Regions from separate parts of the Mus musculus genome. Here all the other regions are linked to region 6. Evidence: chromatin loops called from intact Hi-C (ENCODE). Cell type or tissue: heart. All regions are shown on one strand. Links, peaks and the distances in the headings refer to the core of each region. The heading gives the core; the rest is flanking DNA. Region 1 overlaps Hivep1 (human immunodeficiency virus type I enhancer binding protein 1). Region 2 has its middle 55 kb from the start of Gm32778. Region 3 overlaps Hivep1 (human immunodeficiency virus type I enhancer binding protein 1). Region 4 overlaps Hivep1 (human immunodeficiency virus type I enhancer binding protein 1). Region 5 overlaps Tmem170b (transmembrane protein 170B). Region 6 has its middle 32 kb from the start of Gm40925.

Region 1 (5,283 bases), core at 771-4,770, 450 kb before region 6:
TCTGGAAATCTACATGCTGGCTTTCCCAAATGAGCCTTGAGAGACTGTAGCCATGATCTTCTCTCAACTGATAACTCCTCAGTGACGAGAAAAATCAAAGTGCTAGCCTCCTCTGAGCAGAGTCAGCTGAAGGGAAAAGCACGAACAAACTAACAATCAGTGCCCCGCAGAAGTCATTGCTTGCAAAATATTTAGACAGAATCACTGCCAGAATTGTAGGTGACTCTTCCCAGTGGGACTGCTGGGGAAAGTGTCACCTCCCATCTAATAATCACATAGTACAACCTGTCACTCACAATTAAAATACTTTAAGATACTTAAAGGTGTTGAGACTTGTTGAAACTAATTTGCACAAACACCATTGAAGATAAATTATATCTCAAGTACCTTGCTTAAGTTGTTTTTCCACTTGCTTGAATAGACCACTAAATCTGATTTTGAATGGGTGGTTATTGCTTGGCAATACAGTGACTTTCCAGTCTTCTGTTTAGAATTAAGAAGAGAAAGAGCAACTTTTGTAGGCAAACCAAGTGGATTTGGGTTACTGGAGCTTACTGTCCACCCCGTATAGGCTGAAGTTTTCTGGTCATTCTGAGCCAACGGCAATGCCTTCTGTCTCAGCAGGTAACACCATGTAAAGCTAGTTGCAGTCTTGAGGCTGGGAAATGACGGCTGTTGAGTGTCTGAGCTGCTCACCAATGAAAGACCAGACACTAGAGGCGGCCTCTGCCCTTGGATGACCTTGTTCTCTTCATGTCTAACCCCTGGCGACCCCTTTTCCTGGTTGTTGTCTATAGACTTCAAAGGCAAAACACAGGCACTTTCCGATGGAGCAGGGAAACTTCCCACTGTAGGAGTCAGAGATGTGGACACCTTGGTGTTTTTAAACTCCTGCAATTCATTGACATGGTCTGTGACTGCAAACGTGGAGGGTCTGGATGACAGACTATCAGTTGGTAAAACCTGAGTCAAATTAGCAGCCTTGTTGCTGCTCCTTCCAGAGGCCGAGCAAGCACCCTGTTCCAGCGCCGCTCCTTCAAGGGGCTCCGTGGTACAGAGCTGCCTTACCAGGACTGGCTTCTTTTGTTTATGGCTCTCATTAGCTCTTGAGCTTGGCAGCTCCAGCGCTCTTATGTTTGTGCTACAAACAGCTCCGTTCTCATCTTTAGCCCGCTTCTGATGCTTTTCCATGGCAATGTCTAAACTATTTGCTGGGGAAAGCATCCTTTTACTGGAGGCTGAGGATTCTTGTTGTGGGGAGAGTCTACCAACAGACACCTTCTGAACTGTCGGCGAGGACTCTGAAACTGGAACACTCTGGCCCACCTCTGGGAGAACAGTTTTGCATGCAAGCTCCTTCTCCGGTGTAGGCGATGCATTTTGGAGATAGTTCTGTGATTTTGGCATGGAATTTTGTTCTTCGCTGACTGGCACTAGACTTTGATTAGTTTGGCAAATTGGCATGTTGGGCAGATCCTGGGTCACTAAGATCTGTGGCAGAGATGTGACAGGAGTGAAACAGTCCACTGTCACGTTCCTCTTTTGGGGCACGGGCAGCACAAAGGAGGGCAGCTGCTTCTGCAGCACCTCATCCCTCGGGAGCCCGAGCTCCAGCGGCGGCAGAGGGCACGGTTTAGCCATGGGATCGGCTGCTTTGGCTGGCGGTGCTTCTGACGCTGGGCATGGATCTGCTCCAGCTTGACCTGGAAGAACTTGATTAGGTGAAGAACGCAGAGGAGCAGAGCAACCCTGGTCTGAAGTGAAGGCCTGACACTGAAGCTGGTACTTGGGAGCAAAGCTACCCTCCCCTGTCGAAGACACACATGCAGTGGGTGCTGCATCTGGTTTGCCACCCTGTGCAGACACTGGCAGAGGCAGTGGTGTGTTTTGGTGACTAAGGGATGTATTGGTTTTGTTTAATAAATGGGCACCAAAAAGTTGTTGAGGAGGAAATGTGTCCGTAGAGCTGGAACTTGAAATTTCTGCCTGAAGATCTTTAGCCAGGGCCTGGGGGTGCACAGTATGTGCAGGGCAGTCAGCAGAAGCCATATCGGGGAGCCTCGGAGCCTGAAACGGCACTGTGTTCACACTAGGAAGAACAATGGTTTGGAGAGCTGCTGCACTGCCAGGAGAGAGGTGACTATCTGAAGCTATGTTTAAAGATATTTGCCGAATCAGGGGACCTCGCCTCCGTTCTAGAAGGGGCACGTGTGCAGTGCCCCCAACAGCAGATGGGGAGTAGGAGGGCTGTGATTCAACAAGTGCTGGCACCACGTGGGAAGGAGCAATGCTCCCGCAGTCGAATGACTTACTTCTGAAATCAGAGACCTCCATCAGTGTAGGCACGCAACTGATCTGCTCTGATGCCGCCCGCCTCATTTCCCTGTGACTTCCGGGGACACTCAGTGTGTTTGAACCCAGTGGAATCAAAAGAAACTCTGCTTTGCTTGGAAAGTCAATTTTGGGGGCCAGCTCTACTTTAGAAATGTCTTCTAGGTCTAGGGAGGCAGAGAAGCTAGATGCATGGGATAAGCTGCTCTCTCTGCTGAGACTCCGGGACAGAGTGGACTCGAAGCTTGACTCGGTTGAGGAGTGCTCTATCTCAGCCAGCCGAAGCCTTTTCTTTTTAGGTGGCAGCTTTTCTGTTGGCAGCTTTGATAAGGTTTCACTACGCTGAGGCCAAGTGAACTTCTCTGACTTTTCTTCATCGTGACTCTGGGCTTCCAGGTCCCGGTCTGGCTCTTCAGTGACCAGAATTTCTGGGACCTGGATGTTGTGCTGCCGGACAAGTCTCAAGGGCTGCCCTAACACATACCGCTCACTTGGAATCTTTCTAGCACTTTCCCGTGGCTCTCCTCTAAGGTTATGTGACAGTGCTGTCTGATGCATGGCATCCTGAGGTGGGTGGCCTTCCTCTGGGGCCATTCCTATCACTTTCAGGGCCCCAGGCATCCCAGTTCTGCCTAACTCCTGTAAAGAAAAGGTGATGCCCCCTTCCAAGGGCTCTGGCTTGTCAAATGAATTGGGCCTGCTCAGGGAGTTGGTGTGCTGGATGACAGAGATGCCACCCCCTTGTCTCTTCACCTCCATCTTGTCCTGAGCTGCAGCATTCAGCTGCTGTTCAACCATGGGGCACTGCTTCAGGGGCAAGGCCCGTTCAGGGCCCCGGGCCACAAGCTGGACGCCTCTGTGTGCCTGGTCAGCTGCCGTGGCAGAGGTATGTTTGGATGGACTGGGAGCAGCCCCTGGGACCGGCTGCAGCTGAAGGGCATCAGCGCTTTCTGGGGACCGCCCACTCTCATGTGGCTGCAAGTCCTCCTCATCGCCTACGCTTTTCATCTTCCTCCTTTTTCTTATCTGGGGTGTCTGCTCCCACACAGCTGTGGGAGCAGCAACTCTGTAGTGGAGAACCTGGGGTTGTGCCCCACCGGGTGCCGGGCCGTGCTCTGCCTCTCTCACAGCTGCCTTTGTTTTGGGCCCATGTAACTCTGAACAGTAAAATTTCTTATGATTCTCAAAATTCTCCAGCTTCCGATACCTATTTCGACAGGTTTCACACTCAAACATGGTTCCTCGTCCTTGATGTGACTTCTTCTTCTCTAGGTGAGGGGTCTGCGCTGCTTTGCTCTGTACTGGTCCAGCCTCACTGGAGGATGGGCACCCTTGACAGCTCTCATCCACAGACTGCCCAGAGCCTGGAACATGACTCTCACTGGCTGTGGAGTCTTCCACTGCAGCCTGTCTGACCAGGGGACGGTGATGGCCACTTGGGGGCATGGATGGGTTGGGTCCTGACACAAAGACATCATCATACAAGGTGCCAATTTTATCATCAAATGACTGGCTTCCTCTCAAAGAGGGAGGGGGAGGAATTATATTTGCAGGGATTGCTGAATAGCCCGTGGTTGGCATGGAGTTACTTCTGGTGATAGGCAGGCAGTCCAGGGAAGGGACAGACAGGAGGAACACCTGCTTTGACTTCTCAGTTGGGGTGAACGGGGACTTTGGTATATCAGAGCTGGAGCTTGTTCTCCGTCCCATCGGTTTTAGGTCAAACTGGAAGGAATCTTTGAATATGTATGATTTGGGGGAGTCAATGCTTCCCCGTCTAGAAAGTGAGGTTCTCCGGGGCTTCACGCTATCCAGTTGCTTATCATCAACCAAGGCTTCATTGTCTGAGATCAGCTTGGAAATCCTTTCCTCCAGAGTTTTGGTGGCCAAGGGTGGGCGCATCTGGCCTGTGACGACCGATGACTTCTCTCCGGTAGCCAAAGCAGAAGGTGCTGGAGCACTGATTCGAGGCCCTGGGGCTCCACCGTTCTTAGCTGGGTCTGGGTCCATGGTGGGAAAAGTTCTGGCAAACGGAGTTGGAGGACTCACGGCTTGATCAGCACTCTCGGACCGTGAAAAGTAGCCAGAGTCTGTACTTCCTAAGCTCCGGGGACTCAGCAGCAGCTTCCCCTGCTGTTCCTGGGGGTCCTCTGTGGCCTGCTGTCTCTGGAGCTGCGCATGTGCTGTTCCACTGTGAGAATCTGGCTTCCCTTCTGACTGAATCACATCCCCTTTCTGATGGCACGACTCATCCATCTCTAAGGATGACACACTGGCTGAATGTGACAGTATGCTTGCAACATGAAGGTCCCTCGGGCTCTGTGGACTAGGAAGTTCAGGATTGGGATTGGCCACCTGAAGACAGTCAGTTTTCAAGGGGGGCATGCTTACTGGGTGGACCACAACCTTTGGTAACTCTGTCGGGGCTTGTGAGTCTGAAGGTCTGTCCTGTGAAGAGAAGCCACGGACCACATGATCTGAATTGCTTGGTATCAATTTGGGTAAAGATTCGGGATTCGATACCGTCTTCATTGTTTGCACAGGTTGCAGGTCCTTGACACATGGGTTGTTCTGTCTCCCATCTGCAAGCCCCTCTTCATCGCTCTCCCCACTGTCTTCAATGTCTGAATGGACACTAAGTGCTTTGGGGCACTCTTGGGACAAGAACAAGCCCCCAGCCTCTGGTTGTAAGACAAGGCCCAGTTTGATGGTGTGTGCATGGGACTTCTTGTGCTTATACAGGTTACTTTTAGTCTTAAATGAAAACCCACAAGTCACACAGGGGTAAGGCCGCTCTCCAGTGTGGGAGCGGATATGCTTTAAAAGCACGCTGGGCTTTGCACATGCTCTATTGCAGTACTCACAGATATATTTGCCTTGTTTTTTTGGCTTCTGATCTCGAAGAAGGAGACTGCACATTTGTTCTACACTTTGACTGACAACAGAAGCAAC
Region 2 (5,283 bases), core at 658-4,657, 530 kb before region 6:
GTATTTAAAAAATACCTCTGAATTTCTGAGAATGTGGCTTGTAACATATGCAAAACACCCCAAGTTAAGAGCCCTAGCACCCACATCCCTGGAGCTTGCTAGCCAGCCAACCTACAGAAAGCACCAAGCTCTAGATCAAACCTCAAGGTCATAGGCAGAGAGCAAGAAAGCAGAAAACCCATCATCTTACTCTGGATTCTGTGTGGTGTGGAAGTGCAGGCATACACGTGCATGTGCGAGCGTGAGCTCATACACACACACACACACACACACACACACACACACACACACACAAGTGGACACACATATATTGCCTCTGCAATTAAATCAACAGATATTTTCTTGTCATTATTACCTAAATAACTAAGTATGACAACTTTTTACACAGTATTGATAATCTAAGCCTTTAAAGTATATAGGAGGGGCTCGAGAAATGGTTCAGCAGTTAAGAGTGCACATTTGTCTTCCAGAAGACCAGAGTTCAGTTCTTAGCACACATATAGGATGGCTCACAATCATCTGTGACTTCAGATACAGAACTGACACCTTCTTCTAGCCTCCTCAGGCATACATACATACAGACAGACAGACAGACACACAAAATAAACCTTACAAATCCATAAAGTGTATGAGAGGATATGTATAGGCCCTGTGCAAACATTACTCCTTTTTATGGTGGAAACTTAATCTGCAGGGGTCTTGGAACCAATTGTTAGATTCCAAGGAAATCTGAGGAATAACAGTACCTTTACCTTAGTTTGTTAGAGATTAGGTTGTCAGGACTTTACAGTCATTATTAAGAGAAAATACAGAATTAGTCCTGAGCTATCATGGCTCTGTCAGCAACTTTGGGAGTTTCCACAATTTCTGTTCTTTATGGAGGAAAAAAAAAAAAACAAAACAAAACAAAGCAAAACAAACAAAAAACAGGTAGACCAGATGACTGCAAAGATCCTCTTTAGTATAAACATTCTGATGCCAGGAGTGGTGGCTCACAACTGTAATCCCAGCACTTGGGAGGCCGAGGCAGGATTGCTACACGTTTGAAACCAGTCTGGAGGATGTAGAGAGTGTCAAGTCAGTATCAGCCTGCATAGCAAAACCCCGCCCTCCCCTTCCCCCAACAAACGAACAAAACCCTGGCATTCTGTAAGTCAGTCTTATCCAAGACCACCCCTGAAAGCGGGTTGAAGTAGTGGAAGTTTGGATAATTGTAGATGAGGGTAAGAGGAGAGGAAACCAAGCAAAGATACTTCTGGTCAGAAAAGGCTAGCATAGGGACAGTTGGGGTGGGGGTGGTGGCAGGGGCGACAAGACTTGTGAATGCAATGCCCAGGAGGGAGTGTGCAGCGGAGAAGACAAGAGCAGCCAGTCTTGCAACTTGGGATAAAGATGAAGGCAATCTGAGATCTGTTCATAATGGGAAATTGTCTCGCTAAAGACCAAAAAGAAAAAAAGAAACAGCTTTCCCAAATCTGTCAGGTTTTACCCAAAGGATTAGCTCCCAGATTGTACTATAGCCCATGTTCTTTCTAAAGGCCTCAGGGACTTCCCTTCACTAAACTCCCTGACCCTTTAATCCTTCTGAAAGTGACCTGTCCGTTCCTTCCACTAATGAGACCAGAGAAAAGCGGGCAAGTTTTCAGGCAGCCTTTCCAAGAACATTCTGTTGACCCTCTTGCTCTCTTGCTGCTCTTAAGGCTATAAGCAACATTCTTTTATTTAAAAAAAAAAAATCTTCACGTAGCTCATAATGGCTGCAGCTCATGAAGATACTGGGGATTCTTATGCACAGTGTTCTTTGTGTGTGTTCATCAGTTAGAATGAGCTTCACGTTAATAGATGAAATTTTACTTAATTAAGAAAGTTGGTACTTCTCCCACCTCCCAATAATAAAAGCATTAGCACTCGGAGGAAGGTAGAGGGGATGAAAGATTCAGGCCACCAGGCAGCAGCATGGGAAGCTGCCACATTCCAGGAGTTACTGAATTTGGAGGAGTGCTGGCTCTGCCCTTTGAAAATGACCTGACTCAGCATGTTTGGATTTTATGAGCACCCTGATGTGTTATTTGGAAACTGTGTGACCCTTATTTATTTGACACGAAATGTTTTATTGTCTAGTGAAAACAATAAATTCCATAACTAAAAGTAGAAACAGGCCTGCCATCTGGAGATCTAAAGAGACAGAGGTATCCTTGGAATCTGTGACCTCATTATCAGAAGAGTTAGTTACATATACACAGGTATACGTATTTGTGTACGTAATTCTAATGCATGTGTTATAGATTATATACAAAGAGATGAATCACAAAGTGGTACACTGCTAATTTGGGGGGAAATCTCAACATGATACCTTTTTTTTTCCCACCTATTCAAATAATAAAGAATTCGTCATGCTTTTTTTTTAAGTTTATATTTTTATGGTTTTTAGACTTTTGACTAGGTAATGGTTGGGAAATTTTGTCAATCATTTTTACCCCCCTTAAAAAGCATCACTAGCAAGTGATCTGGTGAGGATTCATCACTAAACACATGATCTAAGATTGAGACTTATAAAGAGATCAGCCCATGTGTCTCTGGTGGTGTCTGTGAGAATAACCCCATGGGATAAAGCAGATAGGAGCTCTGGTCCCAGGAAGTGACATCAGGACTTGGTTTCTAAAGGTCACCCACTTCTCTCCGTTAGGACCTAACGATACAAGTCTATGGATAATGAGGGCTGTCCTCTCTTGGTACTTGTCTAAAAAACCATTGAACGATTGTCTCTTTGCTTCTATTCAGAGTGTGGCCCTGGCAGAATCTATCCAATCAGTTGCTCATAGAGGAAAAATATAACTTTTAATAAACAAGAAAGAGGGCTGGGAGATGCCTCGGTGGGTAAAGGTCCCCAGAAATGATGGAAAGGTGAAAGGAGAGAACCTGCACATATGGGCCATGGTACCTGCAGTAACTGAGTGTGCATGCACACACACAAACTCAATAATACACTTTAAAGGTTTTTTGTAAATAAATGAGAACGGGCTGTGAATGCTCAGGGAACAGCAAGAAATTGATTCCTGGACTTTATTGCATCTGACTTTCCTTTTCCATCAGATTCAGGGCTTCCGCATTCCATTTAGTGTTTTTATCTTATGTTGTACTTGGAATTGACTTCTGATTAATTAAATAGGAGTTTTGACCACTTATTGCAATTAACATTCCAAACAACGAAAGCGGCTTCTGGCAGCTGATATGTCAGCCATGTATAGTCACCGACACAGGATGAGAAGTCTGTGGTAGAGTCAAGGCAGGAGGTCCAAGGTTGGATGACTGAGAATACAGAGCAAGCTTTGGGCTGGATAATCTCCTGGCTCGTTGCCTGGATGTAAATCCATTTTAATAAAATATAAGTATCCTTAAATGTGAACAGAGCTCACATTTATGGCAAGGCATTTTTTTTTTCATTTGAACAGAGCCACAAACAGATCTCTAGAGCTGCAAGGGATTCTATCTCTCTCTCTAGAGCTGCAAGGGATTCTATCTCTCTACAATGGACCAGTTGACTACTGTTTTGGTTCTGTGCCTTTGGTAAATCACTTGCAGAAATGTCTTAGTTAGCCAACAATCTCTCAGCCTTTCTTTCTGCTACCCTCAACAGACTTCATTATTCAGTAGAGGGGAACAAATATGGCAGAATTTTATAACCCATAATTTCCATTATCCACCAATTTGCTTACTTGGTAAAATCTGTTTATAACCCCAAAATCCATTCCCATGGTATTTTGAGTGATTCATGCTCATGCATAGAGGTTAAAATGCTTAATCTCTTAACATGCTTACTGCATTGAGCTCAAAGGAGATGACATCCTGCTCTCACACTGTGTGACTTTTTTGTCATCTGTTGTGTTTTGTGTATAATTTTGTTGTTTAAAATTGTCCCCTGGTGTAGCACTGAAAGACTCTAGAGCCTGAAAGCACAAGAAAATGGTAGTACACAAACAAATATACATTTTAGATAAACTTTCATAGGCCACAGGAATGGCAATTTGAATATGCTTGGCCCAGGGAATGGCACTCTCAGGGGGTGTGGCCTTGTTAGAGTGGGCGTGACCTTGGTGGAGGAAGTATGTCACTGTGGGGGTGGGCTTTGAGACCCTCTTTCTAGGTGCCTGAGGATGCTGAGTCTTCTCCTGGCAGCCTTCAGATCAAGATGTAGAACTCTCAACTCCTCCTGTGCCATACCTGCCTGGGTGCTGCCATGCTTCCTGATTTGATGATAATGGATTGAACCCATGAACCTGTAAGCCAGTCCCAGTTAAATCTTGTCCTTTATTAAGAGTTGCCTAGGTCATGGTGTCTCTTCACAGCAGTGGAAACCCTAGCTAAAACAATGGGTTAGGCAACTGTTGGTGAGTTCCACATTAAATGGATCAGCAGTATTTAATGTATCTTCACACAAAAACTCACACTGCAGGGTTGTGTACTGGTTAATTGATTGATAAGGAATAATGCAGGAACTGAGCCTGAATTTTCCTAGGAACAATAGTGGGTGCACACTAACTTGTGGTCACAGAGACCGAGAACTGCAATGAGACTAACAAGCCAAGAACCCCATGATGGGTTCACATTTTCACCACCATTGGTAGCGCTTTTCTTTCCTATAATGCACGTGCCTGCCTAAAATCAGAAAAAAAAGCTGCTCATTGAAAAAAGACAAATGGATGGTTCAGTGTTGTTGTTGTTGTTGTTGTTGTTGTTTTCAAACAGAAGGAGGGGAAGGAATAAGAAGGCCTGAGACTTGGTGAATTTAAGAAGAGACCTGTCTTCCTAGTCTCCATCAAAGCAGAGGTGCAGACAAGCAGAGAAAGCCCTCCATTGCAGCAGACATCACTGACTGAGATCATGAGACCCTGAGTTTCCACTCTTCAAGAGCTTCAGTCAGAGAAAAAAAACAAGCGATGTTATTTTGCAAACCTCCCTAACCCAAGCTTCTGAGTCTCTAAACAGACCCTCTCTAATGGCCTTTCCCCAGCTACGGGGATTCCAGGACAGTGGCCCTGTACAAGGGACCCCGATTGGCTGAGAGGTAAGGTCTGAGATTACAGTATGTTGTTTCCCAGGAGGGAATTAACTACTCTAAAATCCCCACATAAAGATTAAAGCCAAGCCACCAATTGTGTGCTGACTGATACTTTCCAGGCCATGTTTCCTGGAAAGTAAGGCTTGTAGGTCTTTGTTTCATTCGTAGTGGATGCATGGGAAGAAGGAAGGTAGAGAGAGAGAGAGAGAGAGAGTGCGTGCGTG
Region 3 (5,283 bases), core at 550-4,549, 470 kb before region 6:
GGAGAGTGTAAACTAATAATTGAACTTAATTTCTTAATGTTTTATCTCCCTAACAAAGTTTAAGAGTGAGTTGTCAGGGTTAGTTGTCATACAGCTCTAAACTTCCTTCCTCGAAAGAGCCATCAGCCTTGATGCTGAGGGAACCCAAGGAGAGACTGCCATTCTTTTCTTTCAGCTCCCTTCCCAGGGTCTGGAGAGAATGGTCTTTCTTTCTCTGAGAGAATTGGTGTCTGAATTTCCCAAAGAGAAAGGTCACTGTCAAAAGTTCTGGAAATCTACAAATGAATAGTGGATTACCATCTATTTGTCAAACCAGTCCAGTATTTTGGAACAAAGAAAATGATAAGGTGGGTAATATCCATGAGTAGAAGATAGAGTTTCCTGGAGATACATGAAAACGCTCTAAGAACCTTATATAGCCACACCACAGCAATCATTCTACCTAAGTCCAGCTTGGTTGGAATTGGGGTTACAGATACAGGCAGCTACAATGCTAAGAAGAATCACCCCAACTCCAGCAACTGTCAGCCTCTCAGCCTAGGGGAAGGGCCTTGTATACATGGCGTTTGAGCCTTCTCTCACACAATTTCTAGGTCATTCCCAGAAGACAGTTCTTTCCACAACAGGGCTCTAAGCGCCTGTTCAGTTCTGCTGTACTGGTTATGTACTGCTGTATGCTAGTTAAGAGGCCAGCTCCCAGAGACGCCTGCTGGCAGTGAATCAGGACTGGTCCCCAGGAAATGCCTGGCTGGTTTTGTTTGTTTTGATTTTTGTTATTTTTGTTGTTGTTTTGTTTTTTAACTAAAAATGTTTTTAAAGATGTATCTTTATTCCATGACTCTTCAGCCTGCATTGTGTATGTATAGTATGTGTACACAGGCACTAAGGGAGGCTAGAAGAGGCTTCAGTATCTCCCTGAAACTGGATTTACAGAGGTTTGTGAGCCACCATGTGGGTGCTGGGAGCAGTAAGTGTTCTTAATTGCTGAGCCATCTTTCTAGTCCTGTTTGTAGCTTTTATCAGTATGCAAAGAGGTGACACAGACTTGGCCATTTCTCCAAAGCCTCACCGAGTATGAGTTTATGAAATTGATGTGCTATTTAACATAGTAACTATGGCGGCACTCACAGTTCCTTGGTTACCTGGCCTGGCAACTCTAGTCACTACCACATTTGGCTCACTGTCTATTCTTGTAAAGAAAATTTTGTGGTGGTGGTGGGGGCACAGCAAGCTTGTTTGTATGCTGCAGTACAACTGGAGTTTGCTAGCAGTGACAACAGAGAACATACAGCCAAGCATGCCTGAGATACTTACTACCCGGCACTTTAAGAAAAAGGTTGCCGGCGCCAGGCTGTTTGTATCATGTTACCAAATCAAAACAAAATCCCTATGATATGACAGTTAATAGATAACATACCTTACAAAGGAAGTTAGGGGCTTAGATGGCTGGAAAGCATCTGTACTGGCTAGTTTTGTGTCAACTTGACACAGCTGGGTTATCACAGGGAAAGGAGCTTCAGTTGAGGAAATGCCTCCATGAGAGCCAACTCTAAGGCATTTTCTCAATTAGTGATCAAGGGGGAAAGGCCCCTTGTGGGTGGGACCATCTCAGGACTGGTAGTCTTGGTTCTATAAGAAAGCAGGCTGAGCAAGTCAGGTGAGGCAAGCCAGTAAAGAACATCCCTCCATGGCCTCTGCATCAGCTCCTGCTTCCTGACCTGCTTGAGTTCCAGTCCTGACTTCCTTGGTGATGGACAGCAATATGGAAGTGTAAGCCGAATAAACCCTTTCCTCCCCAACTTGCTTCTTGGTCATGATGTTTGTGCAGGAATAGAAATCCTGACTAAGACAGCATCCAACCAGCATGTGAACCCCAGACTCTCCTCACCATTCCAACAGGACTCACTGCCTTCTTATTATCATATTGCAGCCATTATTATTTTTAGTGTGTACAACATAGGCTAATACCCCAGGAAGATAAATGCTCTGGCTTCTCTGTGGTAGCCATTAGAGGCTATGGAGAAGACATCCACATTTGCTTAACAAATTTGTAAATAAATGGCACTTAAAAGCTCCATGCAATTTGTTCTTCCAGACACAATCCCCATTCACTGTAAATGTTTCTAACACATGACACAATTTTTAGATTACAAAAGTTATTTCTTTTTTGCATGTACAATTTAACCCAAGAAGGAAAAGAGAATCTTTTAATGTAGCAGTGGGGTTTTTTTTCCCCCCTCCAAAATGAATGCTCGAAAAAGCTTATAACAAAGGCTTCCCTGAGAATTTCTTTGGGAAAGGACCTTCTTCCCAAGGCTGCCTGGATGAGCCATAATCTGCTCCCACCGCTGCCAGACAGTGACACCTGCTGGATGAGCTGGAGCCACAAAGACAGCAGCAGCCCAGAAGACAAGGTCCCCTCCCCAACTCTTTTGTTATAACTAGTCTGGATTTATTTTCCTCCCAGTTAGGAAGTACTAGGTTGAAAGCCAAACAACAGCAGCCAGGGAAACCCTTCTGTAAAGCTTGTGAATAATGCTTCTATTTAAAGTAGGAAAGCAACCTACATGAACACAGTGGGCCAGAACTGCAGACTGTTAGCTTTAGGCATAAACCAGAAGGCCACCCTTGCTCTGTTGTTTGTAAGTAATTGCTATCAACACTGCACTAAGTATACGTCTTAAAGGCCATTATGATTTCCTATTCTACAAAGAAACTTAAAGACAATAGATGTTTGTGTGAAAAATCTGGTACTGACAGCCTACTGGCCTCATTTAGAAGGAAAATGTTGCTAGTACTTTTATAAAATTCACTCAGTGCTTCTAAGGGTAAACATGACCCAGGCTTGCAAGCCTGTGGTCTGAACCATTATCTCATGTATATAGGTCAGTACTTAAAATTCCATTGCAAAGCATACTTCTCCCTGCACTAGCCCTTTGAGGCTGCTGTCCCTGGGCTGGCCACTGAGGACACACATTAACATTCCTTGTGCTGAAGTCTAGCACTCTGTTGATGAAAACATTCTTTGGATCAAAGGCTGAAAAGCAAATTGCTGGTGGCACCATTTTTGACACAAAGGTGCAAACGAAGATATATTCCTTAATACCCTCAAAACACAAGGGCAAGACTCCTGAGGCCACATAATTTTATATGGCAAGACTATGGGAATGTGCAGTATGAAGTTGAAAAGATCCAACTTTTCAGGAGCTTATACCATAATTATACATTATACATTGCTAATTTTAAAGCTAAGTGGTAACAACTTCTAAATTGCAAATGTATAATTGCAAATTATAATGGCTGTGTACAAAAATGTATATTCAACTCTACTTGATTCTCCATCCTTGAGCCAGCGCCACTGAAAATGACATCATAAATTCCTGTGCTAGCGGAGTGAGGGGAAGCCTACAAAGCCCACTGCTGCAAGGGCCCGCTAGAGAATCAGGAAACGCAAGGATCTGCAGCCCACCTCACCGGGTCTCTCTGACTTCACTGAACATATTCTGTCAGTGGAGAATGTGCATGAGAAAACTATCACCTGACAGCTGGGACATAGAGACTGAGGCCAGTGAAGCTAAGGAGACTAAGTGTAGAGAGAACCTTCAGTGAGAACTACAATGGGCTGGAGAGCACGTGCTGCTGTGCAGAGGGTCAGACTTCAGTCTGCATCACCCACGTCAAGCAGCTCGCCTCTAACTCCCAGGGATCCAGTATTTTTTCTGGCCTCAGCAAGCACTGCATACACACGCACAGAGCCACACTTAGGCAAACATGCACATATGTAATCAAGAACAATCGAAATCTTCACAATAAAACAAGGACAAGTTATTCCTATAGAGGAATAACTAAAGGACAACATATTTAAAAGCTTCAAGTTTCCCCACAAAGCTGTACAGCTGTACAGCTGTACAGCTGACCAAGAGACTACCAAATGGTGATGGTGTTTAAACAACGAGGAGCAGCCCACCAGGCTTAGCAGAAATCATGCAGTTGCATTTGAGTGTTCAACATGTCCTTGTTTAATGAAGAAAGGCTCAGACATTCCTTGGTAATGATTATTTATGACCTAGAGAAAAGAACGGTTTGGTAACCAGGACCCTAAATGTGCCTTTTAACTGGAAAAGCACCAAGGCTTCTGGAAGAATCAAATCTCCTGAATTATGTCCTGCTGTTTGTTTTTAAAGACTCCCCACTCCCCATGTCTGTAATAATCAAGGGCTAAGTTTAAGGCTGTGACTTTCATGGATGTGTACCAAATGTAACAGGCCTTCTTCTCTTATTGTGTGTGTGTGTGTGTGTGTGTGTGTGTGTGTGTATGTGTGTATGTATGTATGTATGTATGTATGTATGTATGTATGTATGCATGAAGTATGCACATGTGTGTGGAGTGTGCTCTCCTACCAGGGGTCAGGGTTGGTTTTCTTCCTGGACGTCTTACAGCTAAAGGAGCCCCTAGGATTACAGGCATGCACCACCATTTGGGTGGGTTCCGGGGATTTGAACTCTGGTCCTTATATTTTACTGCAAGTGCTCTACTTACGGAGTCAACTCCTCAGCTGCCTACCAGTCTTTCTTGAAGAACTAACTGTAGAACCCCATGGCTGTCATAACTACCAGCCTGTTGGTTCCTCTTAGTAAAACCTAGAGAAAAACTCTTTTGTTTGGGGATTTTAAATTTTTATTTATTTTATTGAGATAGACTATCTCTATTGTCCAGGCTGCATGAAAATTTCTGGGTTCAAGAGATCTGACTCCCTGGAGTAGACCAAGTGGATGGGACTAAAGTATGCCACCATACTCAAGATGACGATGTCACCGTTTTCCAGTTGCTACTGACTTGGTGTTTCGTGGTACTGGCTCCTTGGCTCACTCAATCTGGCTACTTCTTAAATTACTACATTTACATAGTGGATAGCTGAAATCTGTGACTGGGATTAAATGACCAACTTCAGCTGTGTCAAGGCAAAACTCCAAGAGATGAAGGAGCTCACTGGGTTACTTCTGATTTCCAGTTTTCACTGAGCTAATCTGATGTCTCATAGTAGGGCTCAGTCTAAGGCAGGACAGAGGCCTCTGAGGACTGAAGGTTGATTGACAGTACAGAGTTAGCCTAGCCTATGTGAAGGCCTGATATCCATATCTAATATTGGAGTGATGAAAGACACCATAACCACAGGCCAACAGTCACCCCCTTGCATCCCCTCGCTCTTCCCAGGAGAGGGCTGGCTGCTTTCTAACTGTGCCTGCTGAGAAGGGCCCTCTAAACACAGAACCACAAGTACA
Region 4 (5,283 bases), core at 389-4,388, 440 kb before region 6:
ACGCCTCTGGCAAGAGTTAATGCTGGGAAGGTGCCAGCTCAGTTCTTTTAAATTTTCTGTATTTTACAAAATTTTAATGAAAAAAATTCTCAGTTTTAAAATATGACAAACCATAGTGTTTATTCAGGAAAATAAACTCTATTAGAAGGCAAAGTTCTGCAAAGAACCGTAAGGACAAAGTCAGTGCTGTGACATAGGGACTAAAACAGGACCACCCTCCCCACTCCCGCCCCTGCCCTGCCCGAGATCAGATCACTGGTAAGAAGGAAACTTATAAAGGTTTAATATGTTATAAAGCCAGAGTTCAAAACCTTAGGAAAAGGATGATACCATTTCCAATATGAGATTCTGATCTCATATACAAGATGATAAAATAAATGTAGGTTATAAGCAAACAGTGTATAAAATAAGCTCAAAGGTTCAATATAAAAATAAAACCAGAGAAACAGCTAGAAAACCACAGGTAAGTTCTTAGCTTATCTTATGCTGGAATATAATAAGTTTCTATTAAAAAAAAGAAAGAAAGAAAGGAAAAGTGATTTAAATACATTAAAACTAAAGTCTCTAGGCATATAAATATATGTAAATATACACAAAGTAAAAAAATAAATAAATAAATTGAAAGCAGATGAAAGGTTGATACGCTAGTGTATACACAATTTTTATGTGATCTTACTGGTAACAGAAAATTATCTAACCCAGACCTGCTCTGAGAACACACACTATCAGCCTGTAGGTAATAAAGAACTTACCAAATCAAGATCCCTGAGGGATTAGAGATCCTCAGATTAAAACACTGGTGCCCTTGTCCCCAGGACAGGCAGGCATATTCAGAAGGAGAGCTTAGGCTATGGAGTCCCTGCTGTCTAAACAAAGCAGAAAGAACCAGCAGACTAGGGTGTTCTCCACATGGTACACACAGTAAAGACCCCAGTGTTCTCCTAGGTAGGAGCTTCAGGGCCCTGTCTGGGACTGAGGATGCACTAGATGGAAACCAAGCTCTGCGTTCCCTGCAGTTCACTTTTCACGGCTCCCAAAGTCATAAACCTGAAACTATTAAGATCATATTAGATTGCTATTTGCCCAGAAGCCTGGAAGAAAATTAAAATCTCTGAAGGAAGATTGCAACTAAGCCTTCAAAATACTTCTGTAGTTTTCAAATAAAATATCCAGCACCAGTTCAAAGATAGCTGGTTACCTAAGAAGAGAACTGGGCATGAGAGCCACTGCCCTGCAGTGACGTGAGCCAGTGCACCAGACCAGGTCAATACTCGGTTTATGTTGCTGGGGAGTACTGAGGGTCTAGAGGATACCTACAAGGGCTAACATTGACACTGTAGATAGAAAAGGCAAATAGAACCCAGCAGGCTTAGACCTACTCAACTCATTTAAGAACTGGGAAAGAGACCATGCTGGAGGACATGTCAGAAGATAAAGGACATCAGGATTCTAAGGCGGTTATGAAACAAGGAAGAAACCACCCAAAACTCTCTGGGGATCTGACAGTACAGGGATGAACAATGGGCATCCTTTGTGAGACAAGACAAAGAAACTCTGGGAAACCAAACACATAAACTTACAAATTTAAAAGCACTGGATGAAACACAAGAAAGATACAGAATTTCAGCCCCTGTGTTCATCAATAGAAAACTGCAAAAGTCAAAGATAAAATTCTTGGTGAGAAAAGCATATTGATAATTTTGAAAATTCAGATTGCTTTCAAAGGATCAACAGTTCTGATGCATGATATCACAAAGTGCCCTAGAGGAAATGAACTCCCATGCTAGATTCCCACTTCCCAACCCAGAGATTTTTCTCCAGGTGAAGTGATGTAGATACCACCTGAAAGATGACACTTTATAGAATTTGTCACAACAAACACATATCAATAGAGAAACTCAACACAGCAAATTCTAATAGGTAAATTCAACACAGTAGACATGGACAGAAAAAGTCAACACAACAGTCACTAATAGAGAGATTTAACAAACTGGCACATATCAACAGAGAAACCCTACATAACAGTCACCAGTGGAAGAATTTAACACAACAGATAATACAGTAATGGAGAAATTCAATATACTAGGCACACACTAACAGAGAAATTCAGCATTCTCCCTTAAGATAAAGCAAAGTTCCAGAGAGAAAATGCACATGAAGCAAAACCAACAGGAAAAAACCAAAGCAAAGCAAAGCAAAGCAAAGCAAAGCAAAGCAAAGCAAAGCAAAGCAAAGCAAAGCAAAACTCATGGTGGACCTGCCAAGATGCCACAACTATGCTACAAAGTGAATGTAAAAGTCCTCCAAAGCTCACCGGTGAAGGCTCTGTCCCCACCTTGGCACTGGGTGGCGGTATAGACTCTTAGGACCTAAGTCTTAGGTGGGTGGGGACTGCAGGCCCTCAGCTTCTTAGCTGTCCCTGAGAAAGCAGCCCCCTCTGCTCCACACAACCACCATGGTGTGTCTCACCAAGGCTCAGAACCATTGAGCCAACTTCCTTCTCTTCGTGTTTATTAGTTATGGCATTCTCTCTTATGGGTAACTTATACAACCTGCATGAAACTTAATCAAGTACAAAAAACCATGCACAGTACAAGAGCGGGTCAGTCAAAAGTGAATGAGTGAGTGGATACGCCCAGAGACAAGGAGAGAGGCAGCCTCAGAAGCTGTGCCTGTGTTAGCATCTCAACTCTCCTGTTACTCACCGCATCCCTAAACGCCGTACCCTCACAACGCAGTGCTTACTGCTCTCTCCAGCTACCTTTTAAAGATATTACACAGAGGAGAGGAGGCATACCTAGTGCTGGTTCTAATCCTTTTCATAAGCACCAGAGAGAGAGTTACACAACCCTGCCCCTTAACACAAGTTCTCTGACTGCTACAGCAGAGCTAGCTAAGCAGGTAAGAGAAGATCAACCGCAACTGATACCAGGTGCTATGACGTAACTCTATCTTTTATTCTTCTAACATGCTCTAATTTTGAATAATGACTCATGCAAAATAGAAATGCAACAGGTAAAGCTGATTGGTGGCGCACACCTTTTTAACACCAGTACTTTGGAGGCAGAGGCTGGTGAACCTCTGTGAGTTTGAGGCCAGTCTGATCTACATAGCAAGTTCCAAGCCAGCCTGGGCTAGATAGTGAGACTTTCTCAAAAGAAAAAAAAAAAAAAAAAAAAGAATAAATAAATAAAGTAGAAAGGGGGGGGGGGCTAGAGAGATGATTCCGGGGTTAAGAGCATGCCTTGCTCCGCTGAGCTTATCTGTCAGGTGGTTCACATGCAGCTGTGTTTCTAGAAGATCTAATGCCTTCTTCAGAAACCCATGAGTACCCACCCCACACAGCATACAGAAGCATGACTTAAAAGGAAACAGTAAGAAGTCTAAGCCAAAATATCCTGATGTATTTTTTTCAGGTTCATAAAATGCAGTTATATAGGAGGCCCACTCTACCTTTGATTAAAACACAAACTGAACAAATAAAGTTGTATCACCCTGTCTTGTTTGGCCTACTTTCAGGAGAAAGATTCAAAGACTTTAGTGATGTCTTTAACAAAATCCAAAGCTGTCTACATATTAAGTTTACATTCGTCCGGTCCCAGGATTCTCTCACATTATGGCTGACATGAGATGATCATTTTTCTAAGCAGTATGTGCTCAGGACCACTCTCAGTGACACTCTGGAAGCCTCTAAGTCAGAGTCCTTAGTAGCCTGACATCTACCATGGCAGGGGATATGTCTACCAATGTGACAAATACTAAAGATTGTTTGATCCCTGACTTTCAGTGGTTTACCAGCATAATGCTGGCCCTTAGTGACAAGTTATAAACTGTATATAACACTGTCTACTACAAAGGTGGAAAACTGGAAATTCCTGCAGACTTGTTTCTGACAGTGTTAAACTGTCAGAATCTAGAATCTTCACTTCAGGGCTTCACACCCACCAGGATAAAAAGATGTTGATATTGTAATATTAAATCCAACAAGAAAAGTCTCATTCTTTATGATTAAACAAAATCTTGAGGACAGAGCAATTTGCAGCTGTCCACAGACTCTATCACAATGAAGATTTTTGTTACTGGGATAAACAGCAATGATTTGTATGCATCACTGTGCCAGATAATTGAAGACCCTAAAGGAGATAGCTTCCTTCAGATAAGCAACCTGAGACCTAAGAGCAATAGTGTGCACTGCTTGCAAGCCCCGCCTGTTAGGAAAAGGACTTCATCTTCTCCCACTCCCCATCCATCCTTGTTGACTCTTTCACTGACGAAGAACTCCTATTCACAGGTGCCCGTGGACACTATGATGGGCAAAGTCAAGCTGGAAGGACTACAGGAAGATGCCCACGGCAGGGGTAGGGTGGGAGGGGGCCACAAGGAGAGGGGTGCAGAACAATGATACAAAGACGTCAGGGTCACCTTGTGGAGTTCTGTCATGACTGGAGAAGGGTCTGTTAAGCAGTTCCACTAAGCATGTGCTCGGTGGGGGGCCTGAGAAGCCGTGCACCCCAAGCTGACACTGCCACATCCCTCTTAAGTCTGGATGGGGGACAGACTTAAACAATTTGCAAGTGTCAAATGACTTCTGTGACAGTACCTTGTTAAAGGACTCTATTTTGTTGGTGGTTGATGTTAATTTCTTCTACTGACCATTATACTAATGAAGACATGGAAAATCAGGGCAATAAGGGACTGACTCAGTGAGGAGTTCTGGGGCTGGAGGGGGGGCAAGCATGCTAGACGGTCTAGATGCTATAATACAGACTAGCTTCTTCCCTGCGTCCCCAGGTCCCCTCTCACCTATTCTGGTCTCCCACCCAACCACACCTGATGCTTCCCAATCTTTCCCTGAATGAAATCATTTCATTTCAGAGCCTTGGTGGCCAGGTAAAAATTCCATGTTATCCTTCCAATATGCTACCTTTTTTCTGCACAGTAGAACCTGTGGGATGCTCGGGAGAGCAGGACAGGGGAGAGCACCCTGGAGTGGTTGGAAAAATCCTTTACTTCCAAAGGATCTTGCTATGTGCATTTCTCAAGTTTACGTTCTACATCTCTAGTTACTCATCTGACTCCAGTCCCTCGCTCCCTTCATTTCTATTCTCAATTCCTTCCCCTGGGATTGTGTTCCTCACAGATTTGCACTGGGCTGTTTGTTTTTGTTTGTCGTTGTTATCTTTTTTAAATAAGTTTTTTTAAGATTTATTTATTTATTATTTGTAAGTACACTGTAGCTATCTTCAGACACATTTTCTTCTCTCTCTGGCACTGCTTGCTCTT
Region 5 (5,283 bases), core at 391-4,390, 66 kb after region 6:
GTCTATGCTGAACTCAAAATAACCACAAAGACTAGTTCCGACTTAGTGATTTTATTTTTCTGATCCAGCTAGCCAGTGCTACACATTGAATCAGCGAAGAATTAAGAGTCTGGAACCCATACAGGTTTTATTTATGAAGGAAAACAGTCTGGTTAGTTAAGGCCTTGAATAAATACAGGGATACTTTTACAAGTCCACGACACTGCTGTGTAACCATTATGATGAAGGGACTGGGTAACTGCCCCACCCCTAGCACGATCAAACAGAATTCCACCAGAGTCTCAGGTAGGCCTTTCTGCTTTCTTTACAAAGTGTTAAGATGAAGCTTAACATGTAGAAGAGCTGGACTCAGGCTGTCCAGGAAATAATCCATGCCCAAAGAACCCACTGGCCCCCGAGGCTTACCAGAGTCCAGACAAGGGCTGCTGTAGTCACTGTAGGGTGGCCCTCAGAACAGACTTTGTTTAACCAGCTGCCCAAGTTCCATGAAAGACCTTTGTTTAACGAGTAAATGTATTCTGGACAGAAAAGCAGGAACAAAACACACATTGGGGTCTATCCCCATGGAAGAATGCTTTCCTGGTGTGCACAAAACCCTGGGTTGCAACCCAAACAGGACCAACAAATTCCCTAAATAAACAACAATAATGCTTCCCGAGTCATATCAGACTGGGAAGATAAAATGAAGCACGTTGGAGAGGTTTGACATTGAAGGTTGGGAAACAGCAGAATTACTGCTCTGCCAATAATAGCAGCTTTTATATTTCTCTAGGCACACATGAGAACAAACACACACACACACACACACACCACGGGGGTGGGGTGGGGGAGAGAGAGGTTATGATTTAAATTTGAATTTCTCTTGCCTTCTCATTGACCTTGAAAACCCAAGTAGCTCAAATTACACATGTTTGAACTGAGAATCGTAGACACTAACGTTTCAAACATAGTACTGGTGTTGAGGGTACAGTGAGGGTTACGGCTGAAGCTTAGGTTAGCGTTGAGTTCACAGTGACAGCTCAGTCCCAGTCCAGGGATGTAAGAGAATGCACCTGTTCAGATGGTGTGACACAAACCACGGCAGCTCAACCTCTGAGAAGAGAAGGAGAGTTCATTTACTTTGGGGAAGTAGACAAGACATTAGGTTTAAAATGGAGTCTCATGTACACAGAGGTCAGTCCAGAAAGATGACCAGGTCTCTCCTTAGGGACAAATCCCACCCATTTCTGTAGGGTGCCCTGCTACCTTCTTGTATCGCTGTTTGGAATCACCCAATGGCACTAGTCCCAACATAAAGGGACAAGGAAGGAAGAGCAGGCTTATGAAAACTCTCAGGTCCTCTTCTCAAGGTGTCCTGACCACAGCTGGAAGCGCCTTCCGTGTTTGTCTGCACAGTCCCTACAGAGGTCAGAGCACACTGGGTAATGTGCTGTGTGCTTTTCAAGTCAAAAAAGCTATGGACATAAAAGCACCTGCCCTTCGGGGGTCCGAGCTATAGTTATTTCTGTACAACAATACACAAAGCCAACAGCAACAGGATCTGAGGTGGCTGGTGACCTGGTGGCACAGCTGACAGGCGCGTCATGCCTGTCCTTCAGAGGACCTCACTAAAGTCACTGCTGTGGCTTCCTCAGCATGGACATATTTGGTCTAGGGAATGCAAGGAATTTGCTGGCTGAGCAAGTTCATCCATTCTGCTTTGTAAGGCTCCTCTCCATAACTGTTTCTAAAAAAAGAAAGAAAAAAAATCCCCCAGCGGGCTCTGTCGCCAGAGTAGCACCCTGGTCAAGGGGACAGTTTAAGTTTGAAAGAAATTTCTCAACATGCACTGTACCTACTCCCCAACACTGAATCTGGTTCTTGCTTTGTTCATTACCACTCCCTAGAATTACTGTCTGTCTGTCTGTCCTGAAGACAGATAAATGGATGACAGAGGAAGCAGAATTATAGGTTGAATATAGAAATTATTCTGGGTTTACTGGTGTTTAAACAGAGTCACAGAAACTGATCATGGCCATGTTAAAGCAATGGGTGGCAGACCAGGACCTGATAGGCAACGGTCATAGTGCCTTAAGGTTGTGGAATATTTGTAGTAGGCTTCGTCCCCTAGACACTATGTAACTGACACTTGCTACGTACTATACTCAATTTGATAAAGTATCACTAGGCAATAAGTATTTGAATTAAAAAATACATAAATCAAGGCCAGGCTAGTGACATAGTTTAAAAAAAAATCACATTATTACAACTAATGTGAAATTTTCTATTTGGAAACAACCCTCAACAGTGTATCTTAAACATTCTTAAGAAGTAAAAATTGACCAACAATGGCATGCAGAAACCATGCTTTTTCTCACGTTTAATTTACTTACGTATGTGTTAAACAAAAAATTAGCCGTGTCTTAAGGGAATAAGCCCAAAAGGACAAACTAAATTAATCTGGATGCCCAAGTAGAAAAAGGTGGAACAACTCTGCCATCTAGTGGCAAAATATGGCCTGGCAACTAAACCAGCCAACCCAATTCCCTTCTATAAATTCTCCTCAGGACTATGAGCCCAAGACTGGCTCTGGTAACAAAAAAATAACGAAAACTTCAGTGCACGTAGACAGTCCTAAGAGGTAGAGATGTTTCTCAAGTGTTTCTGGAGGTAGATCCAACTTCCGTCTGAGAGATCCACCATGGGGTTTGATTTCCTTCATTGTTCCTAAAAACACAGACCTTGTTCATCCCTAACTTAGGCGTGCGTGCCCATTCAGTGACAGTGAGTCTGAGCTGGTCTCTCCTGCCTGAGCAGGACTTGTCCTCCACTAGGTGGCTTGGAAGAGGACTCAAGTGTCTTTTTTTCTGGGTTTTCTTTGTCTCTGATCTTGTCTGAAATTTAGGGTCTTCTCACAATGCTCAGCGGATATAAAATATTTAAGGATACTTACCCGTTTCAAAAACATTTCAAAATATTACTCTGAGCCCAAGAAAGATGATACAAAGTAATAAACTTTGTGTGCATTTGTGCAAGATGTACCTTCCGTCTCGAGTTCTTGTTTGGTTGGATTGGGTTCACAGTCTCTGTGGAAAGGTATTCTTTTTTTTGGGGGGAGGGGGGTTTCGAGACAGGGTTTCTCTGTATAGCCCTGGCTGTCTTGAAACTCACTTTGTAGACCAGGCTGGCCTTGAACTCAGAAATCCGCCTGCCTCTGCCTCCCGAGTGCTGGGATTAAAGGCGTGCGCCACCACGCCCGGCTGGAAAGTTATTCTTATGGCAGAATGAGAACGTCTTCTGTTCCAAAAGAAAAGGAAAGTAGACTTCAGTTTAGTAAGAATTAGATAAACACCAGTACATGTGAAAATTGTCTGCATCCTTAACATGCAGTTAGGCTACTTTTTGTCCCAGTGACATTCATAGGGAGTGGCTCTCTGCTCCCTCCTCAAGAGGATGGTTAGCCTGGCATCTCCCTCAGCAATCTTTTAAGAACTCTGACTACATATTGACTCCCAGGTTCCATATTGCCATGTTATGTGTGTATCAAGGCCGATGACTGATGCCTTCCCATCACTCTCCATTTATATCTGAACTTTCTCCACCATATGGGTACTGGAGACTGAACTTAGGTCATCAGATTCTGTGGCAAGTGCCTTCATTCACTACCCATCTCGCTAAGGATACCTTATTTTTAGAGACGGTCTCTACTGGACCTAGAACTTATCAATCAGGACTGGCTAAGGAGCAAACACAGGGTGCCTTTTGTCTCTGTGACCTTACATTTGATGTTTTACATGAGTGCTGGAGCTCTGGATGCAACCAGCATTACTGACTGAGCCACCACCCCAGTCCTGTGACTTCATTTTTAGAATAGTGACTTGTAGAAATAAATGCGTATGTGGCCCAGGGTTGGTTTAGGACAAGATTGGTTACCAGCAAATATAACAGTTAACTAAACTGTCTTTCAACCTGCTGCTTAACCTTTTCAACACTTTCAAAGTCCACAGGTGAAACTGGCCCAGACAAAACTGACAGAAGATCCAGAAAGGCCATGACGTTTTATTTTCTATGGCTTTTGTGGAACCAGGGTCTGGGCCCAGGATCTTACAGATGCAGGCAAACTGCCTCCAGGCCACTCCACTGGTGTATGAGAACACAGCGAGTCCGCTGTGAACAAGGTGGGAAGAGACAGGATGGAAATAAGCCAGGAGTTCAGCACTGTATAGTTTTTAAAGACAGGTTTATTTATATATATAAGTGCATGAAATTGAATACAGAAACTTTATTAAAATACTGTATATTACAAACTTTAATCCAATAAATTCTGTGTAATGACACTGAAGTGCTGGATTCACTGTGACAGATGTCCTGTGTGTTTTCAACAGTTCACCCTGTATATTACAAAGAGGAGAGCCATGTGCAGATGGATCTCAGAAGTTGTCCTGGGACCAGACGCGGATGGTGTAAGTTGTGCATCTTTTCTTTACAGCTGTGAATTGAACTGCACTCTTATCTTCTGAGGCCAACTTTCAAGAACCAAAATAACTTGCATATGTTTATTGCTGCCCTTTGAAGAAAATGTGTGGTGAAAAATAATTTAAAATAAGGACCAGCATCTCTGAGGCTAACATGATGCTTACAGCGATTAAAATACTTAAAATTCACTGCAAAATTTGTGTCTCCAGGGAGTTATGCTATATACACAATGAGATTTGTACATGACTTGGGAAATAAAAAAATCGCTCATATAAAATTAAAAATCAATAGTATACACTATTTACAACCTGTTAGGTATTACATATAAACATAGTTGAAATAATCCTTCAGAATGAAATTGTTTTATGTAAACATGCAACACACACACTCTTACAGTGTAGTTTATAGTCTTAACAGAAGGGGAAGTCATGTTCACATAACGCGGGTACCTCACCAAACACACTTTTGTCTGAGTATCACCCTCCAACGTCTAGTCTTCCTGTCTTTAAGCTTCACAGTACATTTAATATTTCTATTGTAAAAATAAATCCCTGATGGTAAACATATGTCTAAAGGTTACATAAAGTGTCTGCCTTTGTAACTACAATATTAAACTAACACTGTCCACACAGGAATCTCTAGTTTACCTAAAACTCAACTTTAAAATCCCACATTTGTTTGTCTACATTTTTCTACTTTCATACTTACTTGGAAAAAAAGAAAGGGAAAGAAGGAGAGGCAAATACCCCCGTGTGGTGAAGGACTGTAGAAGCAGTTGTGGCCTGTCACAGTCAGTGGCTAATGTCTACGGAACCGGAACTGTAAAAG
Region 6 (5,283 bases), core at 790-4,789:
AGGGACCCTCTCCTCTCATCCCTGATTCTTTCCTCCTTGTCATAGATAAGGGTGGGAGTCTGTTCTCCTGAGCCACATCGTGTTCATGTCAACGTATCCTGTGAACAGATAATGGGCAACCCTGAGCTCACCATTTCTGGGGATGTGGGCTTGAGGGGTCATCCGGCATCTATTTCATTCCATAATTTTCAGACTAACAAGTTATCAGGACTCAGTGTTGGGAGCTTGCTGTACATTAACGGCATTTCCTAGTCTCTTGACTAGGTGTACACAAACAAACTGCAACTATGGGAGGGGAGAGGGATAATGTAAACCCTTGGACTGAGATGAGAAAGCCAAGGACTAGGGGAACACGGGATACACTGAGACCCTCAAGGGAGATGCTCAAAGTTGAAGGAACCTCTCCTAAGCATCTTGCTGTAAGTTCACCACCAGCTGGGGACCAAGCACTTACCACTTGTCCTAGATTCCTTCCTGTTGCTATGATGAACACCCAACAAAAGCAACTTTAGAGGAGAAAGGTTTTATTTGTTTCTTTAGTTACAGGTTAGAGGCCACTGCTGAGGGGAAGTCACGGCAGGAACTTGAAGTAGTTTGTCACGTCCACAGTCAAGAACAGAGAGAATGAATTCCTGCATGTCTACTCACAGCTAGTACTCCTGACACTTGGGCAGTTTAGGGTGCCCTGCCTAGGAATGGTGTCGCTCACAGTGGGCTGTGCCTTCCCACATTCACTGACATAATCAAGACCAGCCCTTACAGACATACCCACAGGCTAACTTAGTATAAACAATCCTTTCTTGAGACCCTTCTCCCTGGTGATACTATATTGTGTCAAGTTGATAATTAAACTGATTAAGGTAAATCATCACACCAACTGTACTCATGGGATGTGTTTCATTTCAAAGTTAACAGTATTCGTTACACAGCAAGGCTTAGGACAGAAGTCTTAGATTCTGGATACTTTAAAGATTATAAACTATTTGCAGGTATTTAGCTACTGTATTGGGCGACTAGGGTCCAAGTCTAAGTGTATAATCCATTGTCTTGGATGTACCTCATGCACCATACACTGACAATACAATGCCTTAAATAATTTTATGCAAAGAACAACATGGAACCCTATATATGTGGTGTTGTATTGGTGATTGGGAAGTGTTTTGATTTCCTATCTCTGCTTCTCAAATGCAGGATGCACAATTTACAGTGGCCAGAAGGGATTATTTCTAAATGTTGGTCAATTCACAGGTCCACATCTCCTTAATGAAGGAGAAAAGAAAGGGCATAAGGCTTTATATATATTTTTAAAGATATGTGTTATGATCTTTCACAGTGGCTGTCCCTAAAGGTACTTGTGTCCATTTACGTAAGTCAATGCCTTGGGGACAGTAAAATACTCGAACATTTTTTGGAAATATTTTTGCGCTAGCTCCAAGCTAACAGTATCACAAACTATACAAAAGCAGCCAGCAGAGGTCAATTGTGTGTGTGTGTGTGTGTGTGTGTGTACATTTGCCTTATAAATGCAAGAATCATGATTTTCCACTTACATAGCAGAGTCCACTCTCTCCCCCAATATTCTATCCCTCCCAGCGTCTGTTGCCTCCTATCCTTCCTTCCATCTTCAGGTCTTAGAACTTTTTAGTCTCTGGTCTGAATATTCTCCTTATTCCTTTAACCTACGCATTCCTCCTCAGTCTTCAAATTCAGCTTAAGGGTCCCTGACTCAGGACCACTGGCCACTCCTATCAGTCTGTAAACCTAGACTAGGTTCAACAACAGCCCAGGACTGTGTTCCTTCCTACCCGGGCTTGTTTCTGTAGGTTTCTGTGGGGACTTGATGAGAAAGGAGTTGGTTCTTTTCCTAGACTTGAGACTTCTGTAAGCACAGCACTGGGCATAGTGGGCACAAAGCAAGCAGTCATTGAAAGAACGAATGAACCTTTTTACTATATTTTAAAAGTCTTATAAGGATCAGAACTTGACGTAAATCGGCCAGGATGTGTCAGGATAGTTAGCATCCCAGCATTCTCTTCTGGTGGCCCTGAACAGCGGCAATGAAAAGGAATAGCGGTCGCCTCGGGCATCTCAAAGCAAGAGTGTGCTACTCCAGAAAAGCGCTCCATCAGTTAGGTAGCCCAGAAGTACTCTGTTTTCCAAACAGCAAAACCTTAGCCACATGGTAAAAGCTGGGTCCAGCCCCTCAGCACCAGGCTGCAGGCCGAGAAAGGCTGATAGAAGTTTGTGGGCCGAGAAATTGGATTGTCATTAGGATGCGAAACTCAATAGAGTTTTCTTTCCAGTCCTTAATCTCATCTGGACTTTCCTTTTAACAAACTTGGTGGAAATAATTCACCCCGCGCTTCCACCATCTACTGCCAAGAGCCCCCTCTTAAGAAAGGCTCCTGCGTGAAGCGTTGTGGTGAATGCCCTCTGCTGTGCTCACTTAATAGGCTTCTTTTGCTAGAAGGGACTGCTGATTAGGCGTTCTTTTCAAGCGCACGGTTTTCCTAATAAAAACGTTTGCTGCCACCTGCTGGCCGAACGTACACCAACGTGTTAGCGTCGTCCCATAAAACCCCAATACAGGTCGTTTGCCAAAATAGGCATCATCTAGAGGATTTACATTATTGAAAAAAATGAAAAAAAAATGTTGAAAAAGTTGTCACCTCTGCTCTTGCAATTTGGAGAGCATTTATTTCCCTAAACAGACAGCTTCCTTTAATTGACTTCAAGGGGAATACAAGGTTCAGTTTTTTGAGCTAAAAGAAAGACAGGGGTTGTAAACAATTAATTTCACAAAATAGAAGTGGAACGAGTTGTCCAGACATGTTCTAGGTCCTTCCATCTCTTACATAAGATTCCGAGAAAGTCTGCGGCCATTCCTCATGCGTCTGGCCGGCAGTGAGTGCACACTAATGTAGAACAGCCATGCATTCCTCGTCCTTGACTAAAACCCAAATAGTCCCAGGTTGGTCTGTCTGAAGATTCCGCCAGCCAACTGAATCACACTTCTTTTTTTTTTCTTTTCCCCTTTATGTATTTATTTATTTTCTTCTGGATTTTTTTTTCATTGTTAGCCTTTTTCTATTCATAAACCGTAGGTATTTTATTTTTATTTTTTTCTTGGATATTTTTCTTTATTTACATTTCAAATGTTTTCCCCTTTCCAGGTGTCCCCTTTGGAAACCCCCTAATTCATCTCTCCCTCCCCACCTCTATGAGGGTGCTCCCCCAACCCACCCACTCCCATCCTCCTGCCCTGGCATTTCCCTACACTGGGGCATCGAACACCCTCAGGCTCGAGGGCCTCTCCTCCCACTAATGTCCAATAAAGCCATCTTCTGCCACATATGTGGCCAGCGCCATGGGTTGCTCTATGTGTATTCTTTGGTTGGTGGTCCAGTCCCCGGGAGCTCCGGGGGTGGGGGGTGCGTCTAGCCTGCTGACACTGTTGCTCCCTCCATTGGGCGGCAAAGCCCCTCAGCTCCTTCAGTCCCTTCTCCAACTCCTCCATAGGGGACCACCGAGCTTAGTCCAATGGTTGGCTGCGGACATCCACCTCTGAATTTGTTCGGACTCTGGCAGAGCCTCTCAGGAGACAGCCATATCAGGCTTCCATCAGCAAGCACTTCCCGGCCTCCACAATAGCGTCCAGCTTTGATGACTGTATATGGGATGGATCCCCAGGTGGGGCAGTCTCTGGATGGCCTTTCCTTCAGTCTCTGCTCCAGACTTTGTCTCCATATTTCCTCCTGTATTTTGTTCACCCTACCAAAAAGCGCTGAAGCCTCTACATTTTGGTCTTCCTTCTTCTTAGGCTTCATATGGTCTGTGAATTGAATCTTGGGTATTCTGAACTTTTGGGTTAATATCCACTTATCGGTGAGTACATACCATGTGTGTTCCTTTGTGACAGAGTCACCTCTTCTTAACCCCCCACTCCCGAGTGTGAGGAAAGCAGGATGGATGATGTCTGACATCCTCACAGGCCTCGCATGCTAGGGCTCAGGTTCCCACTGACTGCTTGAACCAGCACAAATTCCTCGTCAGAGACATTCATGCCCTTATCTATGATATCTCTAAAGTCAGCAGTGTGCACGATAATCTCCACATAAGTAGGCCTGTGCAGAGCAGAGGGCAAAGCCAGTGTTTATGGAATGTGTCAGTCTGTGCAAAGGCAAGGTCTGTCTGCCTCACACTCTAGAGAGGAACTGATAGTATAGGTATGCTTGAGGGCACCCGCACCCTTTAGTGCCCACAGGAAACGTGGCTCTCTATCTATCAGACAGTGCAGAAAAACACCCAAGAGGTACCGTGATATGCCTAACTCTGCTGGGTTCATCGCCAGAATTCGGGTCAGCCTGAAGAGCCCACGGGTGATTCCATTTAAGAGCCTCCTTTTACTGGGGAACGAATAGAGACCTGAAGGCCTATGTGACATCATGGGGAGAGCATTTAAGTTAGGGCCTAATGGGGAGGGAGGAGATTATTTGTCCTCAGCTTCTCCTTCTCCAGGTGATACAAAACTGCCCGGTGATGGGGGAGGCAGGCAGTAATGGATATAATACACATAATTGAGTGTCTTCCCCCCATCTCCACTTCAAGGAAATAAAGCCCTTAACGTGAAAGGGAGGTGGTAAGCCGACAGCAGGGAAGTGTCACTACAGCCAATGCTGACATCTGTGTTGTGGCACATGCATGTGTCAGCTTCAGGGCCCCAACACTCTTCAGTACAAGGTGTGTGGACTGCAGGGACAGTGCCCACCTGCATGGAGTTACACACACAGTCCTCTCCAGATTGCAATTGCTCACTCCACCTGACAACTGACAAGCCCCTGGTACCTCCCTTTATTGATCAAATATATGCTGGAACTGGGTGGAGTGTAAAGATACCCTGGGCTTGTTTTAGAGGTATAGGGGTGTGTGTGTGTGTGTGTGTGTGTGTGTGTGTGTGTGTGTGTGTGTGTGAAGACGACATGCAGCATGTGAGTGAACTTTTAGGTGAAACTTCCATTTACCATCCCACACCTATGTGTACTTGGGCGTGCATGGGATTAAAAACAGGTGCATCTGGGTAAAGGATATGCAAAACTAACAAAGGCTTGCCTAACTCAAGCCTGTCCGTCAGGGGCATATAACCACCCTCACCACACCCTGGCAGTCTTCCGTCTGCACCTATACAAGCAAAATGAAAGCTTGGGAAGTAACCTAGGAGTCTTGGTGAAACCACATTCAGGGACACTGCTTCTTTGCTTCTGAATAAAACCTCTTGCTGCTTTG

The links. A loop is a pair of places that touch in the nucleus more often than their neighbours do. Peaks named below come from ENCODE experiments on the same cell type or tissue, not always from the same donor. Only the 100,000 strongest peaks of a DNase experiment are listed, where the experiment ranks them.
Region 1: a loop joins it to region 6, with 2.6 times the contacts of the local background. A loop is called at or near these places in 9 of 42 quality-filtered maps.
Region 2: a loop joins it to region 6, with 8 times the contacts of the local background. A loop is called at or near these places in 17 of 42 quality-filtered maps.
Region 3: it touches region 6 in a loop (3-fold over the local background); 2 of 42 quality-filtered maps call a loop at or near these places.
Region 4: a loop joins it to region 6, with 2.5 times the contacts of the local background. A loop is called at or near these places in 8 of 42 quality-filtered maps.
Region 5: a loop joins it to region 6, with 8 times the contacts of the local background. A loop is called at or near these places in 17 of 42 quality-filtered maps.

The regions. Positions count from the first base shown.
Region 1 is chr13:42,155,423-42,160,705 of GRCm38, reverse strand. It overlaps Hivep1 (human immunodeficiency virus type I enhancer binding protein 1), which reads right to left. Exons shown (of 9, transcript NM_007772.2): 4 at 388-5,283. Among named protein-coding and RNA genes, the nearest start is that of Gm32778, 29 kb to the left of the region's middle. In heart, for the core only: no CTCF peak of the experiment used is centred there; no DNase peak of the experiment used is centred there; H3K27ac peaks cover 423 bases.
Region 2 is chr13:42,239,050-42,244,332 of GRCm38, reverse strand. No RefSeq gene overlaps it. Among named protein-coding and RNA genes, the nearest start is that of Gm32778, 55 kb to the right of the region's middle. In heart, for the core only: no CTCF peak of the experiment used is centred there; no DNase peak of the experiment used is centred there.
Region 3 is chr13:42,172,298-42,177,580 of GRCm38, reverse strand. The region is part of intron 7 of Hivep1 (human immunodeficiency virus type I enhancer binding protein 1); the gene reads right to left. Among named protein-coding and RNA genes, the nearest start is that of Gm32778, 12 kb to the left of the region's middle. In heart, for the core only: a CTCF peak has its summit at 2,376 (motif pointing left); no DNase peak of the experiment used is centred there; H3K27ac peaks cover 662 bases.
Region 4 is chr13:42,141,899-42,147,181 of GRCm38, reverse strand. The region is part of intron 3 of Hivep1 (human immunodeficiency virus type I enhancer binding protein 1); the gene reads right to left. Among named protein-coding and RNA genes, the nearest start is that of Gm32778, 42 kb to the left of the region's middle. In heart, for the core only: a CTCF peak has its summit at 2,336 (motif pointing right); no DNase peak of the experiment used is centred there.
Region 5 is chr13:41,640,275-41,645,557 of GRCm38, reverse strand. Tmem170b (transmembrane protein 170B) reads right to left here. Exons shown (of 3, transcript NM_001163572.2): 3 at 4,204-5,283. Among named protein-coding and RNA genes, the nearest start is that of Gm5082, 5.9 kb to the left of the region's middle. RefSeq lists an enhancer at 875-2,346. In heart, for the core only: a CTCF peak has its summit at 2,484 (motif pointing left); a DNase peak (open chromatin) is centred at 1,597; H3K27ac peaks cover 2,506 bases.
Region 6 is chr13:41,706,879-41,712,161 of GRCm38, reverse strand. No RefSeq gene overlaps it. Among named protein-coding and RNA genes, the nearest start is that of Gm40925, 32 kb to the right of the region's middle. In heart, for the core only: a CTCF peak has its summit at 2,547 (motif pointing left); a DNase peak (open chromatin) is centred at 2,521; H3K27ac peaks cover 2,779 bases.